Regions from separate parts of the Homo sapiens genome. Here regions 2 and 3 are each linked to region 1. A link is a loop called in an ENCODE intact Hi-C map of the cell type or tissue named here. Cell type or tissue: dorsolateral prefrontal cortex. All regions are shown on one strand.

What was found. A loop is a pair of places that touch in the nucleus more often than their neighbours do. Peaks named below come from ENCODE experiments on the same cell type or tissue, not always from the same donor. Only the 100,000 strongest peaks of a DNase experiment are listed, where the experiment ranks them.
Region 2: a loop joins it to region 1, with 3 times the contacts of the local background. A loop is called at or near these places in 2 of 110 quality-filtered maps.
Region 3: it touches region 1 in a loop (2.5-fold over the local background); 7 of 110 quality-filtered maps call a loop at or near these places.

What each region holds. Positions count from the first base shown.
Region 1 is chr10:47,043,922-47,051,921 of GRCh38, reverse strand. No RefSeq gene overlaps it. Among named protein-coding and RNA genes, the nearest start is that of PTPN20, 140 kb to the right of the region's middle. In dorsolateral prefrontal cortex, a CTCF peak has its summit at 4,146 (motif pointing left); a DNase peak (open chromatin) is centred at 4,151.
Region 2 is chr10:46,989,624-46,997,623 of GRCh38, reverse strand. The region is part of intron 9 of PTPN20 (protein tyrosine phosphatase non-receptor type 20); the gene reads right to left. Among named protein-coding and RNA genes, the nearest start is that of PTPN20, 82 kb to the right of the region's middle. In dorsolateral prefrontal cortex, CTCF peaks have their summits at 4,300 and 4,506 (motif pointing left); a DNase peak (open chromatin) is centred at 4,313; H3K4me3 peaks cover 617 bases; H3K27ac peaks cover 973 bases.
Region 3 is chr10:47,249,982-47,257,981 of GRCh38, reverse strand. No RefSeq gene overlaps it. Among named protein-coding and RNA genes, the nearest start is that of GDF10, 46 kb to the left of the region's middle. In dorsolateral prefrontal cortex, no CTCF peak of the experiment used is centred here; a DNase peak (open chromatin) is centred at 4,081.

The sequences.
Region 1 (8,000 bases):
AGGTCCCCAGGTACAAGCCAAGATGTCACAAGTGCAGGGTGGGTGAAAGGCATCTCAGAGGCCACCTGCAGGGAAGGATCCCTACTGACCTGGGCACCTGAACACAGTGTAGCCTGCAAACCCGTCCTCCCCAGAGGCTCTGCACCCACACACTCTCTGATCTCCCTCATCTGGACTTTTATACCAAAGAGGTTTTGATGCGCCTATCAGCTTGCCAAGGCCACTGACAGCCACAGAAATGCGGTGGAGCCAACCCCATCCAGGGGTCAGTCTTTGATCCTATTTATTATTTAGACCAGTTTGTGACTTGGTCAATACAGATGCTGCATAGACAGGAAGCACTGGGTGCAGGCTTCGAGCTCATTCCCACAGATTTAGTGGTCAGAGAGGAAAGGGCAACACCTTGGAGAAGCTTGGGAAATTGAGGCACAAGAGATGAAGTCCAGGGGATTAACTCGCTCAGCCTCAACTGGCAAAATCAAATTTGGAAGCAGCTAGAAAACCACATTGTGAATAATGTAGTCTGGCTTGGCCCCCCACATTGCCTTGTCGTGGGCTTCCAAACCATCCACTTGGAAGTGCCCCATCACCAGCCTCTAATGAAATGCAATTGGTGTTCCCGACCACGTTCCTACCTTCACCAGTCCCAGCAGCCCCTCAGTCCCGGCCGCACACACTTGGGCACGCCATGCCAGCTGCACCAAGCCAATCTGCTGTGAGATGCCGGGAAACGGTTTGCAAATATTACTTTCCAAATTTATCACACTTGGCCTGGTACCGTGGAAAAAGTTGGTTTTGATTTTACTGTGGATGATCCTGAGGCCCCAGTCTGTGTCCTACTGGGGCTGGCTTCGGGTGCTGGGGCCGAAGCCTGGTCTCAGAGAGGGGCCGGGCCTTCTCAAGTGGTTCTGCTGCCGAGAAAGGTGCCAGCCCCTCCACTGACCACTGGCCACCTGCAGAAGCCCACCTGGCTACACTGGCCCTTTCCTGGCACTTTCCAAGCCAGCGAAGGTGATCTCCCTCTGGCAAACAGAAATCTGCGCTGTTGGGAGACAGAGCAGTAGGCATCTATCTCCACATAGCTATCTTGAGCACCTGGTATGCACCATTTTGTTAGCATGGAACTCTCTCCCTATCCCTATCTCAGCAGCTTCCTTGGAGCCAGCAGCAGGCCTGAGGAGGAGGAGAGGGGAGTGGCCATCCAGCTGTCAAGAGAGAATCCACAGGCCCCATAGGAGGGACCTGGCTGCCCATCATAGACACTCAGTCTCTCGCTCTGTGGCTGTCAAGCTCCCAATATTTCTGTCTCTCTCTTCTTTTCTGTCTTTATCTGTATCTTTCTCTGTGTCTTCTTCTCTCTCTGTCTCTGTCTCCCTCTCTGTTTATCCTTCTCTATATCTCTGTCTCTGTCTGTCTCTGTCTCTCTCTCCCTCTTTCCCTCCTCTCCCTCTCTTTTTCTCTCTCCTTCCTCCCCCTTTCCTTGCATTTCCCTGGGGATGATGGAGTTTTCCTCCACGTCACCATGTGGCTAGACAAATCAGCCCTGGCCTTTTTGCTCTTGCATGAGAGTAGAAGGCCTCCCAAAGCCCCTCAGGTTCCATGGTGTCTGCTCCAGCCAGGCCCCCCACCAAAACCCTCTGAATCACTGGCTCTGGGGATGGCAAGAGCCCTCTTTCCCTGGTCCTCACACTCAGTCCCAGACTGTTGAGACTAATGACCTTGAGTGTGTGTCACGTCCCTCATGTCCCCCTCTAGGGAAACTGGCCAGAGTGGGAAATCACAGCCAGATTTTGGGTCATGGGCAAGGGGCTGAGGGCTCATGTCTGTGAAGAGAGGGGCCTCGAGGGGCCCAGGCAGGGAATGGCAGTGCCGGGAGCACTATGGAGAGTGGTGGGGTCTGCAGGAACCTGCCACCAACTAGATTGGGCAGCCGCTCTCCTGCCGCACGTCTCCTTTCACATCTGTGGCCAGAGTCTCCAACTTTTCAGGAGAAACTGCAGATCTAGATTTTCATATGAAAATGTTAAGACATAATTCAAAGTTTTTTGAGAAGCACTCTGCAAGCCAAATAAAACACATCAGCAGGACGGATCTGGCCAGCACAGCACATTCATGACCTCTGTTTGGTGTCCCCTAACACCCACCCCTGGGCCCCAGCCACCTTCAGGGCTGGCAGGGGGGCCTCTGCTTCCAGGGCCCATGCTCCTCCCTCGCCTTCATCCTGGTCATGGGGCTCTGCCTTCCCCGGAGCTGTCCCAGTGTTCAGATGACCCTGAGGCAGGAGCCCACCTGCAGTACAGCCTCCAGGCTGGTCAGCCGGTGTAGACATCTGGTCATTCTTCATGTCTGTCACCTGCCCAGCTGGTCACAAAGCAGAGGTCCGAGCCCCAGGAAACCCAGGACCACCAGGCTGTGGAGGAGAAAGACTTGCTGGTGTTTCATGGCCCTTGTTTGCTGTTACCAAAGCTCATGTTTAAACACAATTACTTTCTGCTCCACTCAGGCAACCCAGTTGGCACACCCTTCCAGGGACCAAGTCCCATGGCCTTTAAGGAAGCCCTAGCATGGGGCTGCCCATTCCCCAGACATGAAAGGCAGCTAGTAAGTTTGCTACTCATTAGCTGTGTGGCCTGGGAAAATGACTTAGTTTGGCTGGCCTCAGTTTCTTCATCTGTAAAATGGGAACACTATCTCATGCTAGATAAAAAAGGACAAAATTAGACAATTAGATAAATTCCCTCCCAGCTTCACCCATGTGCAGAAATCCTTGAAGAAGGAGAAGGCGAAGGAGAAGGAGAAGGAGAAGGAGAGGAGAAAGGGGAATTAATATTTGTTGAACCTATTATGCATGAGGCACCTTGACAAGGGCTTACAAATGTCATCTCAACTCACCCTATGAATCACCCTGGCAGGCTATCACCCCACTTCACACAGCCCCTATTTCCACTTCACAGATGAAATCCTGAGCTCCAGGTAAGTTGAGCTATTTGTCCCCGGAAGGGCCCAAGATTTGAACCAAGATTCAAATTTGGTCGGTCTCAACATTAAACCTAGAAACCCGGCCAGCTGCAGTAACCCCCCTGCAGTGCCTTCAGCCTCTGGCCCTGGACCGACACTCCCTCCCATGGCTCCAACATGTGTGGGCCCAGGCTCCAGCGCCCTCCTCAGGGGCTGCCCTGCCTCTGCTCTTGAGAGGACCTGCAGGCCTCCATCACCCAGCCCACGCTTCCTGTCTGTGTTGCAGGGGTGCCCAACCCAGTGCTGGCCTCTTCCTCTCGGTGTTGCAGGCGGCCTGCCAATGCCATTCCTTGACTCAAATGGACTCTGTGGACAAAAGAACACTCCCCCAACTACTGCCTTCTTGGCCCAGGCAACTCCTTCTCATCCTTCAGAACCCAGTTCAGACATACCTCGTATTGGGGGCTGTGCCTGGCAACCCCAGCTCCCCAGGCTGGGCTGAATGCCTCCCTAGGCCACACCAGCACCCACCTTGGCCTTGATCTCATTCACTATCAGTGAGTCCACTCTGCAGTGAGGGGCAACGCTGAGCTGAGGTAAGGCAGCTCTCCTGGGGCCACTGCCTTAACCTGAGGGTCCCAGCAGCTGTCCCTGGGGCCCCTGGTCCTTGCCTCTGATGCCACCCTGTGCTGCTGTTACCCACTCTCAAGCAAACCACACCCTGGTGGGAGGCCCTGGGGCTGCAGAGGCTGTGAGGACAGAGCCTGAAGCCTCTGCTGGGGTCCCACCCTGAGCTCTGAAAGAACCCCCAAATGGAAGCCCCCACCCTCTGTGTTGCACTTTGCTTTTCCCATGTGGCCACAGGTCCCAGGTTGGGGACTGGGCCACCTTCCCTTCCTCTTGCTTTAGTTTCATGCCCAGCTCCGGGTGTCTTCTCGTCGGGGACTCTGCATGCCTTTCTCAGGGCTGAGCAGAGCTGAGGGGTCCAGGAGCCCTGGTTACCCCCAGGTGACATCCCGTGGTATTGTTAGCATGGAGGTGATGTAGTGAAGACGGGTTGTCAGCTAGGATGGGGGCGAGATGACCATCTAAGCAATGTCAGAGCAGGGCACGTACTCAAAAATGTACAAACGTATCTTCCAATCTTCCAGCTGTTGGGAGAGCTTGGGCCACCCAAGGGCACAGCGCCCCCTGCTGGCCATGACGATGATGCGGCTTAGCTCACAGGGCTTTCCTCTGCAGCAGCTCCCCAGAAGCCAGGCAGGGGAGTGCTGGGCGGGGTGGGAGAGGGATAGGGGTGTGCATGCATGGGCCATTTCTCATTCTCTAACATACAAACGTGCTCTGACACCTCTCTTGAGGACCCCCTGTGCCCACTGGCACCACCAACAAATCAATCACATAGCCAATCAACAAATTAACAAGCACCTGCAGTGTGCACACACTGGCCCAGACTCACCTTACCTGGATGCTCCCCACCTCCACTCTCTGTGTTCAATTTGCCATAGTCCTCCTGCCCCACCTCCCATGGCTCTCACCCCCACAGAACTGCCCCTTGTGCCTTCCTCCTCAACCAGGTCCTCACGCCCCCAACAGGACACATACCCAGGGCCCAACCACGTGGCCTATCTCTGCACTCTCCTGCACCCATCCATCCCGCACACCACCCACACTCCAGTACTCTTGCCAAGAATGCTCGAGCATTCTCACCACCAGCTCCACAACCTCCAGGGCTTCCCTGTCCTTGAGAAAGAGCCCAGGGAAAGGCTTGGGTGATCAGACCCAACCTGCAGACGCAGCCCTGCCTGCCTGACTCCCACTCAATCTGCCCTCTAAGCAAACTGCAGCAGCACAGCACCATTCCCAGAAAGCACCCTTCACAGCAGCCTCCCACACATCTTCACAGCCCCCCACCTGCACAGGCATACTCAGCCTCACAGAGTCCCCCTACAGCCCTGACCCCTCGTTCCTATGGAAGACTCACGCCGAGGCCCTCGTCCATTCCCATTGCACATGGACCCACCAGGCCACTCACCTCTTCATCTGAGCCCCCACACCCAGAAGCACCCATGCCCCAACACCCTCTGTGGTATCCACCCTCCCGCCCACACTCAGGGTTCTGTACAGAAAGGAGGGATGCAGGGAGTGTGGTGAGCATAGGCCCCGACGCCCAGTTTCCCCAGAGAAGCCTTTCAGAGAAATCGCTTTCACATGGCAGCTTTGGTCCTCCGGGAGGGCAGCGGCTGAGGAGGGGGCATGACGGGGCAGCCAGCGAGACCATTGTTCACGCCTTGGCTGCTGGAGCCAAGCCCCTACCCCAGTGCCCCTTATCCATTGGAGGAGGCCGCAGGAAAACAAGGTCTGGTACCCGAGGGGCCCAGTGACCCGTTTGAGCAGCTCCCCTCAAGCAGAAGTTTCCCACATGACCTTCCAGCCGGGCCCTGGGCTTTCCTGCCTCCACAGCAACCGCAGTCCCCTCGCTTGGCACTGTGTCTTGGCCCAGGGCACAGGGGAAGGGAGGAAATGGGGAGGTGGGGAGAGGATGCACAGGCCTAGCCCGGGCTCCCAGCTGGCAACAGCCCTTCCTGTAAGGACTTCTGGGCCCTCTGGGTCCTCTGACCACCTCTTTCCACCACCCAAAACTGGTCATGGCCTGCATGGGTTTGGGGACCCAGTGAGCTACACTCACATCACTGGATGCTTCAAAGCAGCTGTGTGACTCCAGGCAAGTGTCAGGACCGTGGGTTCCTCATGCCCTCCTGGCTATCAAGCTTGAAGGGCCCACGTGGAGATTCGAGGGAAAATGCACACTCAGGCCCAGGAGCAGTGCCTCACACCAGTGAGTGGAGTTCCCTTTTAACATATTCTTGGGTATTGCCTCCACCTAGGGTCTGTTTGTCCCCAAATTTAAGCTTCCTGGGTTCTGACTATGTTGGGCCCAGTGGTGTGGTCTCTGCCCAGCTGGATGTCAGCCTCCCCTCGGCCTCAAGGGCCCAGTGCTACCACCCATGTTTCCTTACCATGACTCTGAGCAGTGCTGGTCCCTCTCTGAGTCCCAGGAATGGTGCACTTGTCTGCTACCGGTATCTCCACTCCCCAAGAACCTTCCTCACCCATCCTACTGGGCCACCCAGGACTTCTGGCCCTCTCTGGACTTCTGACAGGCTCTGCTATAAGCCCAGGCTCTCCACCTCCTCACACCCAGCCCCTCACAGGGCCAACGCACCTTAGTAGGTGCTTGGCCAAGGGTGGCAGGGCCATGTTCAATACACAGATTTCCTCTATGAGACTTTGCGGGGAGGACAGAGAGCTTGCCAGCAGCCTGGCCTCTTGTCCCGTGCCCTAGGCCCTTTGGAGGGAGCCCCTGCCCTGACCCTGGGGCCTCCCTACCTCTTGCACTATTGCCTGGCCTTCTATAGCCAGCCCCTCACACCTCCCAAGCTGTGGTCACGTGGAGGCCCTGCCACTCACGGGCCACACCTGCCATGTCCTCGGAGCCTTAAGATGCAGGTGTTGAGAGCTCGGTGTTGCCTGTAAAGGTCCCCCTGGAGGGGTCCCTCCCATCAGGCCTGGAGGCTCGGGTCTGTATACATGCATCTGCATGGGGCATGACTGGTTTCCAGAACCTCAGAGCCCAATCCACCTGCCCACATAGCCCATACCAGCTGACCAATGACAGTGAGGCGAATCACCAGTCTCCTCCTCACTCTGAGGCCTCCCTGCGCTGACCCTGTCCTCAACCTTTGATTTCTCCTTCTTACAGCCCAGCTCCCACATTGGACTCAGTTCTGTGATTTGGGATCTGGCCTTGACCTCCAACTTGCCCCAGATTGTGCCTTGGACTTGGCCCAGTCCATGCTCAGGTGGGCCACCCAGAGCCACTTTGGGCCTCTCAGAGCTTATTTCCTTTGGTGTTTGGTGCTGTGGACAGAGAATAGTCTGGCGGAGAGGGGAGCTGAGACATGCAGGATGCTGGTGCCTGGAATGGCTGGCACTGAGCCCATCGCTGCCTGGAACCACTGGCTGCCTCCTCTCTGTGGCTTGTCTTTGCCATAGTCTGTGAGCTTGGGGCCCACACCCCATGGAGCACCATGGCCAGACCCAGGCAGCAAAGGTGAGGTTGGCCCACAGGGAAACCTGTGGAAGGCTCTGGCCCCCACCCCATCCCAGGCTCACCCTGCCTCACAGAAAGCACAGGAGACCCCTGGCACTGGGGCTGGAGCCCAGGACACCTCTCCCAACTTCCTCTGGATTATGAAATATATTTCATGTGATATCTCAATTCTTTTCAAACAACATGGAGTGACATCTGCAGGGCACTTTCCTAATGCTAAACACCTTGGGTCAGCAGTAGAAATGCCTCCAGTCATTGGGGTGGCTCCTAATCTTCAGATGTCAGGCGCCAGGGAACCCAACTTAGGGACTAAGATCCTCACTTGGGAAGGGTCCTGGGGGCCATCAGAGGGATGGCCATCACTCACAGGTGAGCGAGTGTGCACATCTGGATTCATTTCCACGACTCAGGATCACATCAGGCAGCATCAGGGGCCCCAGGAGGGATGGAGGTCACAGGCTCCCACCCTCGTCTTAGCCCTGGAAACATGAAGGCCTCCAGTGCCCTCCTCCAGTAACCCCGTGAGTGCCTGGCACAACAGTGGGCACTCAGTGAATGCCGGTAAGTGCCTGCTGACCAGAGCTCATATGGGGGAGTGCACCTCTCTGGCAAGCTGGATCCCATCAGTGTCGGCCCACATGTGCACCAGCCTCGTTTCAGCTGGGAGAATCGCATCAGGACAATGGGAAAGCTTCTCCCCGTTCCCCTGCCAGGTGGGCCCAACGCCAGAGCCGCGATCCAGGGCATCGCTGCTAAGTTTCCAGGCTCCCGTCAGGCATCACTCCCACCCAGGGGGACCCTGCACTGTCTCACTTCTTTAGAGACAGATCAAATTGGAGAGAGTTGGCTCGCATCAAAGACAAGGCCTATGTTGTTTACACACATTTTTTTGGGAAGAGGGAACAAATTATTTTCCTTCTTGTCCATG
Region 2 (8,000 bases), 54 kb after region 1:
TTTTTTATCCTCTTCATTGGGTCTTTCACAAAACATAAAATTTTAGTTTGCTTTCCCTCTGAGATCAGTGATGGCAACAACGCCTGCTCTCACCACTCTTATTCAATATAGCACTTGACATTTTAGTACAGCAATAAGACCAGAAAATAAGTAGGATGTATACAGATTGTATACAGATCAAAAAGGAAGAGACAAATCTATATGCACATGGCATGACTGTCTATGTAGAACACACTAAAGAATCTAAAAAAAAAAAAACCTACAAAACCTCTAAGAGCTAATAAGTAATTTCAACAAGATCACAGGGTACAAGATCAACAAATGAAAATCAATTAAATTTCTACGTACTAGCAATGAATATGTGGAAACTGAAAGTACAAACACAATACCATTTACAATTGCTCCAAAGAAAATGAATAGGGTAAATTTAACAAAACATATACAAGATCTATACACTGAAAATGACAAAATGCTGATGCAAGAATTCAAAAAAGACCTAAATAAATACACTTACCATGTTCATGGATTGGAAGATTCAATACAGTAAAGATATCAGCTCTCTCCAATTAAACTACAGATTTAAAGTAATTTCCATCCAAATCCCAGCAAGTTTTGTGTAGATGTAGCCAAACTAATTCTAAAATTTATTAGAGAAAGCACAGACCCTAGGATAGCTCAAACAATTTTGAAAAAGGAGAATAACGTGGGAGGAATCATTCTATCTGATGTTAAAGCTTACTATATCACTACAATAATCCAAAGGGTGGTACCGGCAGAAGGATAGACACACTAATCAATAGAACAGAATACGGAACCAGAAATAGGCCCATACAAATATGCCCAATAATTTTTGACAAAGGTACAACAATAATTCAATAGAGGAATAACAGAATTTTCAATAAATGATATTGAAACAACTAGCCATCAATAGGCCAAAAAATGAATCTTCACCTAAATTTAATAATTTATTAACTCAAAATGGACTATGGACTTAAATGTCAAATATGAACTTACAGAATTTTCATAAAAGAACACAAAAAAATTATTCAGGCCCTCAGCTAAGTGATGAGCTGTTAGACTTGATATCAAAACATGATCCATAAAAGGAAAAACTAATAAAATACAATCTCATCAGAATTAAAAACTGTAACTTCTTTAAAAGCATTTTTTTAATTATAATTTAAGATTAGGCAAATTATGGAAATACATTTGAATTACTAATTTTTAATCAGTTTACTGACTATAAAACAAGCATGACTGGACTGTTCAGTTAAGAAAAGACACAGCTTTCCAAATGTGGCTGTAGTGGTTAACCAAATAATGAAGATGGAAGTGACTGCAATGAAATGAAGACAAAGAGTTATATAATTTTCACTTGGAGTTATGATTCCTCATATATTGAGTTTTATAGTCATTATTGATTGTGAAGCTCTAAAACTACACTTGTGTTATTTCCAAAGATGTACTGGTTAACAAAGCAAAGGAACCATTAAGACTTATTTGTAATTTACATAAAAAATAATTAATTCAAAGATAAAATAATTATCTTAAAGAGAATTAGATTAAAAAGACAAGAGAGGACTTCTGGTTCCAAAATAACAGTGTAGAAGCAAGCTGGCTTCACTTCTTTACAAAGAAAACCAAAACCAAATATACAGCACTGAAATTATCACCAACAATATCCCAGAAATCAAATACGAGGAGAAGACAGTTCCTGGATCCACAGAGATGGGAAAAAAACTCTAAGTAGGCAGTAAGAGAATTGGGTTTCCACATCTGCAATGCCCATTTCTCCAATTTGCCCAGCACCAAGAGTGCAAAAAATCTCCACCTGATTCATGATTTCTATACCAGAAAAGGTGACATCCAGGTTTCCCACCATCTGGGTTACCTGGCAGGAAACCTGTCCCTACCTCAACCCACAGGAAGCACTACATGTGCCTGAAGAAAGAAATACCCTGAGAAGAGTCAGAAACAAACAGGTGAGGTGGGACTACCATCCCCAGCCCTGGAAACTCTGGTCTGTAACTCAGCTAAAGGAGATGCCAAACCAGAGTGGTTGTTTAGTAGCACCACATTGCAGAAGATACATTGCACAGGACCCCTGGGCATGAATCTCTAGCCACCTTTCCCACACTGCCATGATATCTCCTTTGAGACTTTCCCTAATTGGAATGAGCAGCTCTCTTATTGTTTACTGGAGCCAAGGCAAACTTGGTCGTAAGGTGACATCTAGTGCCAAAAAGAAGGCAGCAACTTAGCCCCTCACCAAAAAAAAAAAAAAAAAAAAGAAAAAAAAAATTCGACAGGTAAATTACATAGAATCTATAACCAAATACATTCAATAAAAAACAAAAATAAGCCAGACAGAGAACACTGGAATAAATAACTAATCCTTCATTCAAAGACATCAATACAAGATATATATTTCTTGCACATCCAGAAGAAACTGCAGTCAACACAAAACCATGACCTCCCCAAATGGATAAAGCAAGGAACCAGTGACTGACCCTCATGAGATAGCCATATAAGAGCTCCCTGATCAAAAATTCAAACTAGTATTAATAGCTTTGAGGAAACTCAGAGATCTCCAAGGTAACAGAACACCAATTCAAAAATTTATTAGACAAACTTAACAAAGAGATTGAAATAATTTAAAAATCAAATAGAAATCTTGGAGCTGAGAAATATATTAGCTGAACTGAAAAATTCATTACAGCCTCACAATAGCAGAATGAATCAAGCAGAGGAAAGAATCAGGGAGCTTGAAAACCGGCTACTTGAAAATGCAGTCATAGGTGGAAAAAGAATAAAAAAGAATGAAGATCATCACCAAATATAGACAATTACCTCAAAAGACCAAATCCAAAAATTACTGGTGTTCAAGAGGGAGTTGAACAAGAGCAAGGGGTAGGAAGCTTATTCAAAGAAATAATAACAAAACTTTCCAAAATGCAACAGATATAAATATTCAGGTATAAGAGCATCAGGGCCGGGCGCGGTGGCTCACGCTTGTAATCCCAGCACTTTGGGAGGCCGAGGCGGGCGGATCACGAGGTCAGGAGATCGAGACCATCCTGGCTAACACGGTGAAACCCCGTCTCTACTAAAAAAATACAAAAAAATTAGCCGGGCGTGATGGCGGGCGCCTGTAGTCCCAGCTACTTGGGAGGCTGAGGCAGGAGAATGGCGTGAACCTGGGAGGCGGCGGAGCTTGCAGTGAGCCGAGATTGCGCCACTGCACTCCCGCCTGGGCCACAGAGCGAGACTCCGTCTCAAAAAAAAAAAAAAAAAAAAAAAAGAGCATCAGAGAACACCAAACATATTCAACCCAAATAAGGCTACACCAAAGCATAAAATAATAAAACTCTCAAAGCTCAAGGATAAAGAGAGGATCCTAAAAAGTAGCAGGAGAAAAGAAGTAATTAACATATAAAAGAGCTCCAATTCATCTGACAATTGACTCTCAACAGAAATCATATAGGCCAGGAGGAAGTGGGATAAATTTTCAAAGTGTTGAAAGAAAAAAAAAACCTGTTATCCAAGAACACTATATTCAGCAAAGGTACTTTTAAATATGAAGGAGTGATAAAGTATTTTTCAGATAAACAAAATCTGAGGATTCAACAGCAGCAGACCTGACTTACAAGAAATGCTAAAGCGAGTTCTTCAGAAGGAAAATAAAAAAATACAAAAAACCACATACACATTCAAAAAGAAAACTTTTCAAGGCATAAAATCCACTGGTAACATTAACAACATGGACAAAACCAGAATACTCTATTATTGTAATGATGGTGTGCAATCCATGCCTAACTCTGGTATGAAGCTGAAAGATAAACTCATAAAAAGCCGTAATAGCTACAGCAACCTATTAAGAGAAAGGTAATATAAAAATACACAAATTTAGATAATAAGCAGTTGAAATGTGGTGGGGATGGAGTTAAAGCATAGAGAATTTTTTTAAAATTTTTTCTTTGTTTCTATTCTTTACTTTGTGATCTAAGATAAGTTGTCACTTCTTTAAAATAGCTTATTGAGATCCACTCAAGGCAAAAAGAACTGGGAAGTCCCCACAGCTGTCTGCTGGGCAGAAAACCCTAGGCTATGGGTGCCACATCAGCTATACACCCACGGCAACACCGCCCTGCCTGGAGATCTCACACCCCTGACCTACTGCATCAACAAACCATCTGTAGGTCTACTGCACAATTAGCTCTGACTCCCAAGCACAGAGGATCAGCAGGCCTCCAGTGTGCTGTGGATCTCCTGGTGACCTAATCTTTGGCTCGAGCTGCCCCAAGGGAGGAGAGAGCACAGGCTGCCAGGGTTCCCCTTGGGGTTAAAGAGATGTGGGCATGGTGCCAGTGACTGGAGGGGGCTCCCCTAAGGCCTGGAAATGGACCTGGCAGGGGATCATCGCTACCCCTTCCCACCACCCCCACTGCTGCAAATGTGCTGGAATACAAAAGAGCCATGTGACTGAGAGTCTATTTGCCGGCCATTATTCTCAAGCACCATCTACTGGATTGAAGCCTAAATTACAACACCCCAAACTCTTCCAGTATACACTGCCTGTGAAATCCAGTGCCAGAATCTAGCCACAAGTATTAATAAATATCCCATACAGAGTGTTGGCCCTCTGAAAGCACCCAGAAATAAAGCCAACTGACTATACTCAGCTTATGCTACAGTCAAACCCACAAGGGATACAAAGAATATAAAAACAAAAAGCCTCATCGAAATGATAGCAAATTCAACAAGATAAAAGAACACGTGCCCTCTCAGAAGAGAAAGATTTAATGCAAGAACTTTGGCAATTCAAAAAGTCAGTGCCTCCTTATCTCCAAACAATTGTACTAGCTCGCCAGAAATTGTTCTTAACTAAATTGAGATGGCTGAAATGACAAACATAGAACTCAGAATCTGGGTGGTAAGGAAGCTTAATGAGATTCAGGAGACAGCTGAAACCTAATCCAAGGAATTTGGTAAAATGATCCAAGAGTTAAAAAGTTGACAAAGCCATTTTAAGAAACAAACAAACTGACCTTCTGGAATTGAAAAATTCACTACAGAAATTTCATAATACAGTTGGAAGCATTAACAACGGAATAGACCAAGATGAGGAAAGAATCTCAGAGCTCAAAGATTGGTCCTTCAAATCAATTCAGTCAGACAAAAATAAAGAAAAAAGAATTTCGGGCCAGGGGTGGTGGCTCATGCCTATGATCCCAGCACTTTGGGAGGCTGAGGTGGGAGGATCTCTTGGGGCCAGGAGTTTGAGACCTGCCTGGCCAACATGGTGAAACCCCATCTCTACTAAAAATACAAAAACTAGTGAGGCTTGGTGGCACGCGCTTGTAGTCCCAGTTACTCAGGAGGCTGAGGCATGAAAATTGCTTGAACCTGAGAGGTGGAGGATGTAGTGAGCTGAGATCACGCCACTGCACTCCAGCCTGGGCGACAGACCAAGACTCTGTCTCAAAAAAAAAAAAAAAAAAATTGAAAATGAACAAAACCTCCAAGAAATAAGAGATTATGTAAAGAGACCAAACCTATGACTCACTGGCATTTCTGAAAGAGAAGAAGAGTAAACAACTTGGAAAACATATTTGAAAATATAGTGCGCAAAACTTTTCCCAATCTCACTAGAGAAGTCAATAGGCAAATTTAAGAAATTCAGCAAAGTCCTGTGAGATACCATACAAGATGACCATCCTCAAGACATATAGTTAACAGATTCACCAAGGTCAATGCAAAAGAAAAAATCTTAAAGGCAGCTAGAGAGAAAGGTCAGCTTACTTACAAAGGAAATCCCATCAGGCTAGGAGTAGACCTCTCAGCAGAAACTTACAAGTGAGAAGAAACTGTGGACCTATTTTCAGCATTATTAAATAAAATAAACTCCAAACAATAATTTGATATTCTTCCAAAGAAAGCTTCATAAGCAAAGGAGAAATAAAATCCTTTTCAGACAATCAAAGCTAAGGAAATTCATGAGCACTAGACCAGTCTTACAAGAAGTCCTTAAGGAAGTGCTAAATGTGGAAATGAAAGAACAGTACCTGGCACCACAAAAACACAAGTACATGGCCCACAGACACCATAAAGGAGATACACAATCAAATCTACAAAGCAACCAGCCAACAATGTGATGACAGCATCAAAATCTCACATATTGATATAAACCTTGAAGGCAAATGGTCTAAATACCCAACTTAAAAGGCTTAGGATGGCAAAATGGATTAAAAAAATAAGGCCCAACCATATTCTGTCTTCAAGAGACCCATCTCACATGTAAGAACACCCACAGGCTCAAAGTAAAGGGATGGAGAAAGATCTATCATGCAAATGGAAAACAAAAGGAAAGCAGGGGTCACTATTCTTATATCAGATAAAACAGACTTTAAACCAACAATGATCTAAAAGGACAAAGTAGGGCATTACACAGTGACAAAGGGAAAAATTCAAAAAGAAGAGTTAACTATCTTAAATATACACACAGCTAACATTGGAGCACCCGGATTCATAAAACAAGTTCTTCTGGACCTATGAAAAGACTTAGTCACACAATAATATTGGGAGCCTTCAACACCCAACTGGCAGGATTAGAGAGATCATCAAAGCGAAAAATTAATTAATAAAGAAATTCTGGTCTTAAATTCAACACTTGACCAATTGGACTCAATAAATATCTACAGACTAGTCCACTCCAAAACCATAGGATATACAGTCTTCTTATCTGCACATGGAATATACTCTAAGATCGACTATATGCTCAGCCATAAAGCAAATCTGAAAAAGATTAAAAACACTGAAATCATCTCAAGCATACTCTCAGACCACAGTACAATAAAAACAGAAATTACTACCAAGAAGATCTCCCAAAACTACACAATTACTTGGAAATTAAACAACTTGCTCCTAAATGACTTTTGGGTAAACAAATGAATTCAGAAATCAAAAAAATTCTTTGAAATTAATGAAAACAGAGACAAAACAAATCAAAATCTTTGGGATGCAGCTAAAGCAGTGCTAAGAGTATAGTTTATAGTGCTAAATGCCTACATCAAAGAAGTTAGGAAGATCTTAAATGAACAACCTGATGTCTCACCTAGAGAAACTAGAAAAAAAGAACGAATCAATCCCAAACTAGCAGAAGAAAACAAATAACCAAAATCAGAGCAGAACTGAATGAAATTAAGATGGAAAAATGCATACGAAAGATCAACAAACAATTTTTTTTTTTTTGAGATGGAGTCTCGCTCTGTCTCCCAGGCTGGAGTGCAGTGACACAATCTCAGCTCACTGCAACCTCTGCCTCTTGGGTTCAAGCAATTCTCCTGTCTCAGCTTCCCAAGTAGCTGGGACTGCAGGTGCATGCCATCACACCTGGCTAATTTTTGTATTTTTAGTAGAGACGGGGTTTCGCCATATTGATCAGGCTGGTCTCGAACTCCTGACCTCAGGTGATCCACCCGCCTCGGCCTCCCAAAGTGCTGGGATCACAGGCATGAGCCACCGCGCCTGGTCTGTTTTTTGAAAGAATAAACAAAATTGATAGACTGCTAGCTAAACAACAAAAAAAGGAAAATCTAAGCCCAATCAGAAATGACAAAGATGACATTACAACTAATCCCACAGAAATATAAAAGATCTTCAGAGATTATTATAAATATCTATGCACACGAAAAATAGAAAATCTAGAGGAAATGAGTAAATTCCTGAAAACTCCCAAGATTCAACCAGGAAGAAATTCCTGTTCAAGAAAACCTGAACAGACCAATAATGAATTCCAAAAGTGAATCAGTAATAAAAATCCTACCAACCAAAAAAAGCCCTGGACCAGACGGATTCACAGCTAAAGTCTACCACATGTACAAAGAAGAACTGCTACCAATCCTACTGAAACCATTCCAAAAAATTCAAGGAGGAGGGACTCCTCTCTAACTCATTCTATGAAGCCATTATCAACTTGATACCAAAATCTGACAGAGACA
Region 3 (8,000 bases), 210 kb before region 1:
GAACTTGGCGCTTTCACTTTTCCTATTGAGTTGTTTCAAGTTTTGTGGTTAAATTAGTCAGTCTTCTGCTTTTAAAACAATATTTCTGGTTTCCTGCCTTGCTTACAAAATACTTCCTTTACTCAAGATTGGAAGACTCATTGTCCCAGAGTTCTTGGTTGTAAGCAATAGAAACTTACTTTATTAAACATAGGCAGCAAAGAGACTTAGAAGGATAACGGATGTCTTAGTAAGAGATTGTAGTGTTTAGAAGCAACCCTTGGACAAAAGGCCAGGATAGAGGGATGCCAGAGAGCCAAAAACAAGCCAAATGGTGCCACTGGAGACATTGCCCTGGACGCTTGCTGCCAAGAGGCTGTTCTGATTCTGCTGCTATTGTCTACACTAGACTCTGGGTGCTGGGTGCTGCCATCCTACCATCACCTCCACCACCTGCTCCTCCACCACCACCCCCATAACACCAGCACCTCCCGCCACTTCCCCTCCATCCCCTCCTCTGGCATCTCCACCATCACCATCACCATAACTAGAGTGAATTCTAAAGTATCCCCTGATTCTTTGCAGTATGAGTTTCAGATTCAGAATCCTCAGTGGGAGTCTTTAATTGTTCATACGCAAGCTTTCACTGTCAAGAGTCAAGGAGAAAAATCTAATATTTGTGTTCATTTGGGGGGAATTGGTATCCTAATAATATTAAGTCCTCCCATCTAGGAACATGGTATTGTTACCAAGCGATCAATGGGCTTGGTGTCCAATTCACATAGAGGCCAATGCCATGGCACCAGCTTTTGAGAAAAGAAAAACAGCAATAAAGCTGCTTAATGGGCAAGAAGGCAAGAGAAAACTCTCAAACCTGTCTCCTCGAGCAGGGGTTTGGGTCAGGCTTTATAAGCATAGGGTAATGAGGTGTGATCTGATTGGATCTTGCAATGAGGTGGTGCCAGGAGGCATGATCTTACTGGATCCTGCCATGGGGTGATACCAGAGCTTCCTCTGATTGGATCCTGGCTCCTGCCAGGCAGTGTCTGCTTCTCAGTTCAGTCCCAATTTCTCAGTCCCAGCCCTGAGGTTCCTCCTGTGGCTGTCCATTTGGTTCGCCTGAGCACGCTCAGATTACATCACCTTCAATCTGGGGGCCCATGGTAACCTGAAAACAACTCACAACTTGGTTTCATAAAAGTTGAACCACATAGGTGTGATGAAGTTACAGTAGGTGCTAAAATCTCCCACTGTGATTGTGAGACTGTCAAATTCTAGGTTTTGGAATTTCAACAATGTAGTCACAGTAAGTTTCGTTAATGAGATGCCAGTCTTACTTATTAGTAGGTGATGATGTTTTCTGTCTCATGTTTCTGATTTTCTCTTTATTCTTCATGTTTTAAAATGTTAGATGGTTTTATTTTTTCATTAATCCTAACAAGATATGTGAGTCACTTTAATCTGAAGTTCTTTCTCCTTGTCTTCTTACCCTACGTTCTGACAGATTTCCTTGACTTTATCTTTCAGTTCATTTACTGATGATCACTTTGAAGACAGGAATTGGTGGGTCACACTTATAATGTCTAAGAAGATGTATTGCCAGAAGATTCTTTAATGAATGTATACGTTTCCTGAATTTCTGAGAACAGCAATTAGAGTGCTTTAAAAGTTTTCCTTAGTTCATCGCGTCATCTAGGTGCTTCGTGCCTCTTCCCTCTGCCCTTCCCAGTCTTCACGGCTACATGCTGACTGGCTCTTCTGCCTGGTGCACCCTTGTTTGAGAACTGGGCTGGTTCTTCCAGATGGCTGCTACAGTGGGTTAGTTCCTGCAGTCCTCTTCTCCAGGAGGCTTCTGAGGGCTGAGCTGACTGCTTGGAGCTCTGGGTACCTGGGCTCATCCGCTGGCAGCCCTGCCTAGGGTGTGCAATGGACAGCTGGTCTTGAGGTGGAAGGCATGGCTGCTAAATCAGTAGTTGATGTCAGAAGGCAGGACAGTTCATGTTCACCTGCATCTCCTCCAGCCCCTCCAGCTGACCTGGGCTGTGCCTGGCTGCCAGAGGAAGGCCCCTTTTCCTGTATCCATTTGTTCAGAGGAGCTGACAAATGGCTTCCTCTGAGTTCCCAATTTCTGCTGGGATTTTCCATTCCATCCTCTGGCCTGTGCCAGTAGTAACATTTTACACTTGTCTGACACCTTTTCTCCTCTGAGCTCCAAGCACTTTACAAGCAAGCAGTTGCTATTATTGCCCTCTGAATTCTGATGGAAAAGCTGAGAGTCATGGGATCAAAGCCGCCATGATTGGGCAGTGAAGACAAGGCTCCCAGACACCAGGCCAGTCCCCGGCCCTTGGCAGGACCACATAGAGCACCCCAGCTGCTGAGGTGAGGTAGCCCAGGGGAGGGTTTTCAGCACGGGCTCCCTAGAGGCTCCCCAGAGCCGTCTTATCCTGTTGTAAAGTGATGCATTGTCCTTTACTGCAGAAGAGAGTGGGACCCTTGGGACTCTTCCCTGCCAGAAAAAGTGGGCTGATGGTTCGTGGTTTATTTTGGGAATGAGAAGACTCATTCAATCTGTAAAGGGTCCTCATCTTGTCTTGAGGAACAGGAAGCAGATCTGTATTACGTGGCCCAGGCAGCGGAATAAGGTTCAGTTGCTACAGGTTTTCACCAGTCAGAGGACTTGTTAGCACTGAGAGCTGCCCAAAGGGGAGTGCGTTTGCGTCCCTGGTTGGGTCCCGAGGCAAGTGTCTCTAGCTGCTGCTGGGGATGTCCTGCATCACATGATGCTAGGGAAGGGTGACACATGAGGCCTCTTCCAACCCAGATCTTGCATCATAAGGACACACTCTAGTGCTATCTCCTCTAAGTGGTGGTGGCCTTGGGGCTGAAACCCTGAAACCCTGGGTCATGTCACATCTTGCTGGATCTGCAAAGCTCCTTAGTTCCCATCTCCTCCTTCTTTCATTTAGCAAAACTCGGTTTGAGGTCTGCATTTTCCCTCTTTTGTACGAAGCTTTGCCCAGTAGCAGCTTACTGTTTAACTGGAAGGAACATCTGTGACCATGAAATTTTCAGCAACCTAAAAAGGCCCTGTTAAGTAATATTTGCTGAGCTAGTGTTGGGAGTCAGCAGTGTGTGTGTGTGTGTGTGTGTGTGTGTGTCTGTATGTCTGTGTGTGTGTGTGTCTGTGTGAATTCAGCTGCCCTCAGGCAGGTGGCTGGAAACTGGCTCACCTTTATCTGAGAACACATCAATCTTGGGAAGAGAATCCATGGAACTGAGTATGGAGGGACACCTGGCCAGAAAGAAACTGAGAACAAGTCATTCCTACCCCAGGGACCACAGAAGGAGGCAGACAGCTGGAGGAATGTGGTGTGTGTGCGTGTGTGTGTGTGTATTAGAGAGGGGTAGAGGACTATATTTTCTGGGCAGATAGAATTCTGAGCACATCTGTGTGTGTTAATGCTCACATGAAACCTTTCAAAGCTTGGAGAGATGGGTATTATGATTCTATTTTCCCAGTGAGGGATTAGAAGTCAAATAAGCTGCCCACGGCCCCAGCCCCGGCCAGAGCAGAGCTGGGATTTGAACCCAGTTAGTTGTCTTTGGCTCTGAAGCCCTTTCTCCTCTGTATCCCTGCCTGCCTTCAATGCAGGTGCCACAAATGAGGTCCCACGGACCCTGCTGACTGGCTCTGAGTCTTCCGGCTAGCCCGGCTGTCCCAGGCCCCAAGTGCTCTTTCCCAAGGGCTGGCTGCCTTGCAGGTCTCCAGAAGCCTCCGGGTCCACCCCCATGCCTCCCCAGATGCTCTAGAGAGCTCTGGGCCCAGGCCCAAGCCCAGCAGGGCAGCCCTGTGGTTTGCGATCTGGCCATGCATAGCTGGCTCTGAGCAGGCACTTATCATTCTTCCACGACCACCCAGTCAGTCTAACACAGCCTGGAAGTGCAGCTCTAGCTGCCCAGGCCGGTGGTGGCTCAGTCCTCACTGAGCCCTGCTGCTCCCACTCGCTGTCTGCCACCCCCGCTGTAGCCGGCCCCGCCTGCCCAGCTGAGCGAGAGGTCGCTGGAGCCCAGAAACAGCAGGGTCTGAGCATCCCTAGCAAACCACAAAGGGAGATTCACAAATCAAAAGGGCCCTAGAGAACAAAGCTGTCACATCAGTCCATCATGGAGTCGGATCTCAAAATATCGCCAGGCCAGAGTCCTGCCAGCTGTGAGTCACCACCCGGCCAGAGCAGCCGCAGCGGGCCCCCAGCCACATGGAAAAACACCTCGGCAGCCAGCTGGCTGCTCTCTGCCCAGACCTGGGAGGTGTAGGGTGTCTGTGGGGTGGTTCCACACCTCCATGCTGCGGTGTGGAGAGGAGTCAGCCCTGGTATGCTTGCTGTAGGAGCAGGAGGGAGGGGACAAGGGAACGGCCATATCGACGATGGCTTCTGTCTTCCTAAGGACGCAGTCCAGGCCTGCTTCATCCCTCCAACCCTGCTCCAAGCCTCTGGGATAACCAGCAGTGTGAGGCTGGTTGACGACAGTGGCTCAGCACAGCCTTTGATGTCACCCTTTTTATGCCTCCCTGTGGCCCTACACTGCTGGCCCACCTCTTCCCAGGTGATGAGAAGTTGGATTCAGGGCCTATGTAAGTCCAGCATCTCATCGCACCAATGCCTATGGCAATGCACAGACCAAGAGCCTGCACTTGGTGTGCTGAGTCCCTCTTCATGCACTGCTCCAGTTCCTACCCCAAGCCCTATCATTACACATGGTGGGGAGGGGCATGGGGGCACGCACATAGGGATCACGTCCTTTTGTAGGAGTTTAGGCATTCTCCTGACATTGCTTCTCTCTCATCCACCATCCTGAGACCTCACTCCTTCCGATCAGCATCCTTTGTTTCTCCTGGCTTTGAGGCCATGACACGTGTGTCTATAAATATGAAGTGGCCTGGATGACAAAACACAAAGTTTTGAACTGATTTTTGTTGTCAGCTCATTTTTTCCTTCTGTGCCTCATTTTCCCCACATGAAGAGTAAGACGAGATCTTACAGAGACTTTTGGTTCTAAAGGCTGAGGGTTTTAGAATTTGGGGTGCCACCTGCCACCCCTCCCTGAGCTGGAGCCATAGCATATTCTAACGGGCTTCATCTTTAGTGAACTGAACATTAATGAGGAACATTAATGTTTTATTCGGGCAAGGAGGCAACAAGGACTCAATTTAAGGGAACATGAGATGTCAGTCCCAGCCCCTTCCATTCTCTGAGCCCCCTTGCTGTCTTGTCCTTGGCGCTCTCCTCTAAACCCTGGCCTTGGGGCTACGGCCCCATCAGAGCTGAATGGGGTCACCTCTGGGCTGGGTAGAGCCTGCTGGGGCACAGATTTGAGGCTTCAGTCACCTCTTTGCCCTGCACAAATGACCAGAGCCTGCCTTGAACTTCTTTGCTTGCAGCCAGAGTCTCCTGCCCTCAGCTGGGAACTGACCAGGTGGGGGTGCAAGCTGTGATGCCGTTTTCCCCCTCTCTCCTGCTGTTCATCCCCATGCAGCCCCTCTCCACCCTGCCCACGGCCTCTGCTTGGCTGTTCTGGGCCGCTGTGTGATCATGCTTTCCTCCTTGGAGGCATTCATGCTGAAGGCATGGAGAGAACCCGAATGGCAGAGTCCTGTCCACTGTGCAGTGATCTCTGCAGACCTGGGCCAAGAGGTCCTTAGAGAGAGGGCATGGGCCTCAGCCAGCAGGATGAAGGCTGCTGAGCAGCAGCTATGCAGAACAAGCATAAGTGGTGACATCTTCCCTGTCCCAGATGCCACAGAGCGCAGGGGTGTGTCCAGATATGTATGTTCCTAGGTGGGGTGACAGAAGACCACTGGCCACCTGCCACCTACCACCCCTCCCTGAGCTGGAGCCATAACAAATTCCTGAGTACCCAGTGTCCCTCTACCCAGCAGTCAGAGTCTCTGAGAGCTCAGGTACACCTGGGTCCATTCGCAAGTTCATAGGAAAGGGCATGAGTGTTTGCTCTCCGGTGTTACATGCCTTCCAAGGAATCACTAAACTTAAGCTAGAGGAGATTTGCCTCTTATGATTGCCCATTCTTTCCCCTGTGGGTCCCCCCACCACTCACTTTATTTAGTTATCGTATTCAGTAAATACCTGTGAGGGATCTGGAATTTTCCAGTTGGCATAGACACCATGCATTAGTTTGTAGCCACCCAATTTGAGGGATCCTGAGTGTCAGAGATAACTGTGATCCTATAATTAAAAGTTCCTGCTTCCCCTTTTAAGCATAACGTAAAAATTCTGTTTAAAAAATTAAGATGAAATTCACATAACATATAATCAACTGTTTTGAAGTGCATATTTCAGTGATAATATTTAATGTGTTCTCAACACTGTGCTACCCCCAGCTGTCTAGTTTCAAAACTTCTTCCTCACCCTACAAAAACACCTGTATTAACTAAGTAATCATTCCCTATCCCACTTCCTGTCATGCCCTGGTAACCTCTAATCTGCTTCCCATCCCTGTGGTTCTACTTATTCTAGATATATCATATAAAAATAAACACAACATGTGACTTTTTGTGTCTGTCATCTTACAGCACTTAGCATAATAGCACTTAGCACTTAGTTTTCTTGGTCCACTCATGAACCTTTTCAAGATTTTTCCTTTTTTATAGCTGAATAGGATTCCATCTTATGGATTAGCCAAATTGGGCATGCTTTCATCCTTTGATGGATTTTTATGTTGTTATTCATGAATAATGCTGCTATAAACATTTATATACAAGATTTTGTGTGGACGGATGTTATCATTTCTCTTAGATATATGCCTAGGAGTGGAATTGCTATATCATATGGTAACTCTACTTTTAACTTTTTGAGGTACTGATGAACTGTTCTCCAAAATGGCTGCACAATTTTACATTTCCCCCAGCAGCATAAGTGGGTTTCAACTTCTTCACTTTTTTACCAACACTTGTTGTTGGTCTCTTCAACTCAAGCCATCCTGGTGAGTATGAAGCAGTGTCTCATAGTTTTAAGTTGTGTTTCCCCAGTGACTAACAATGTCAATCATCTTTTCATTTGCTTATTGGCCATTTATATAGCTTCCCTGGAGAATGTCTATTTAGAAATTTGCCTATTTTTAATTTTTTTATTATTAAGTTATAAGAATTCTTTATAAATTATGGATGTTAGGCCTCTATCAGATATATTATTTGCAGGTATTTGCTCCCATTCCATAGCTTGCCTTTTCATATCCTTGATAATGGTCTTTGATGCACAGCTGTTTTAAGTTTTGATAAAGTCCAATTTATCTAATTTTTCTTTTGTTGCCTATTTATTTGGTGTCATATCTAAGAATCCTTTGCCAAAACTATGATTGTTATATATTCTCATATTTTCTTCTAAGAGTTTAATAGTTTTAGCTCTTATATTTAGGTGTTGACTGATTTTGAGTTGATTTTTGAATACGCCACGAGGTAGGAGTACAAATGAACCTTTGCTTGTGGATATCGAGTTGCTCCACTTGAATGGGCATGTTTAGAGAAAGGATAAATAAATAAACTGATGTCTTTTACTAGTTAGATAAACAAAGGTGTCCATATAGAGATACATGTAAACTGGTTCACATTTTTCATGTTCAGCATTGTTGCGAAGTTATAAAATAATGTGTGTAACACTCATGTAGTTGAATAGGACCTAATGGTGCCGCCGAAGGTGAATTTAGGAGACATAAATGATTAGAATCTTTGGCAGAAAAAAGTACAGGAATCCCTCCCTTCATGGGGGCTGCACTCATCTGTGTGGCATTTTCTGTTTTGCTCTGAAGCCCTGCATGACGTCTCAGCCCACATTCACCCTGGGTGTGCCAGTGGCAACTGCCTCGTTGCTGGGTCATTGGGGCAGACAAGGCCAGCCCTCAGAGACAGCTTCTGCCCTGGGAAGGCAAAGCTGCCACCCTGGAGCATCTCCCAGGGGCCATAGTGCCTTGCATCTGGCTGCGGGGACCAGCCCTGGGTCTCTCCC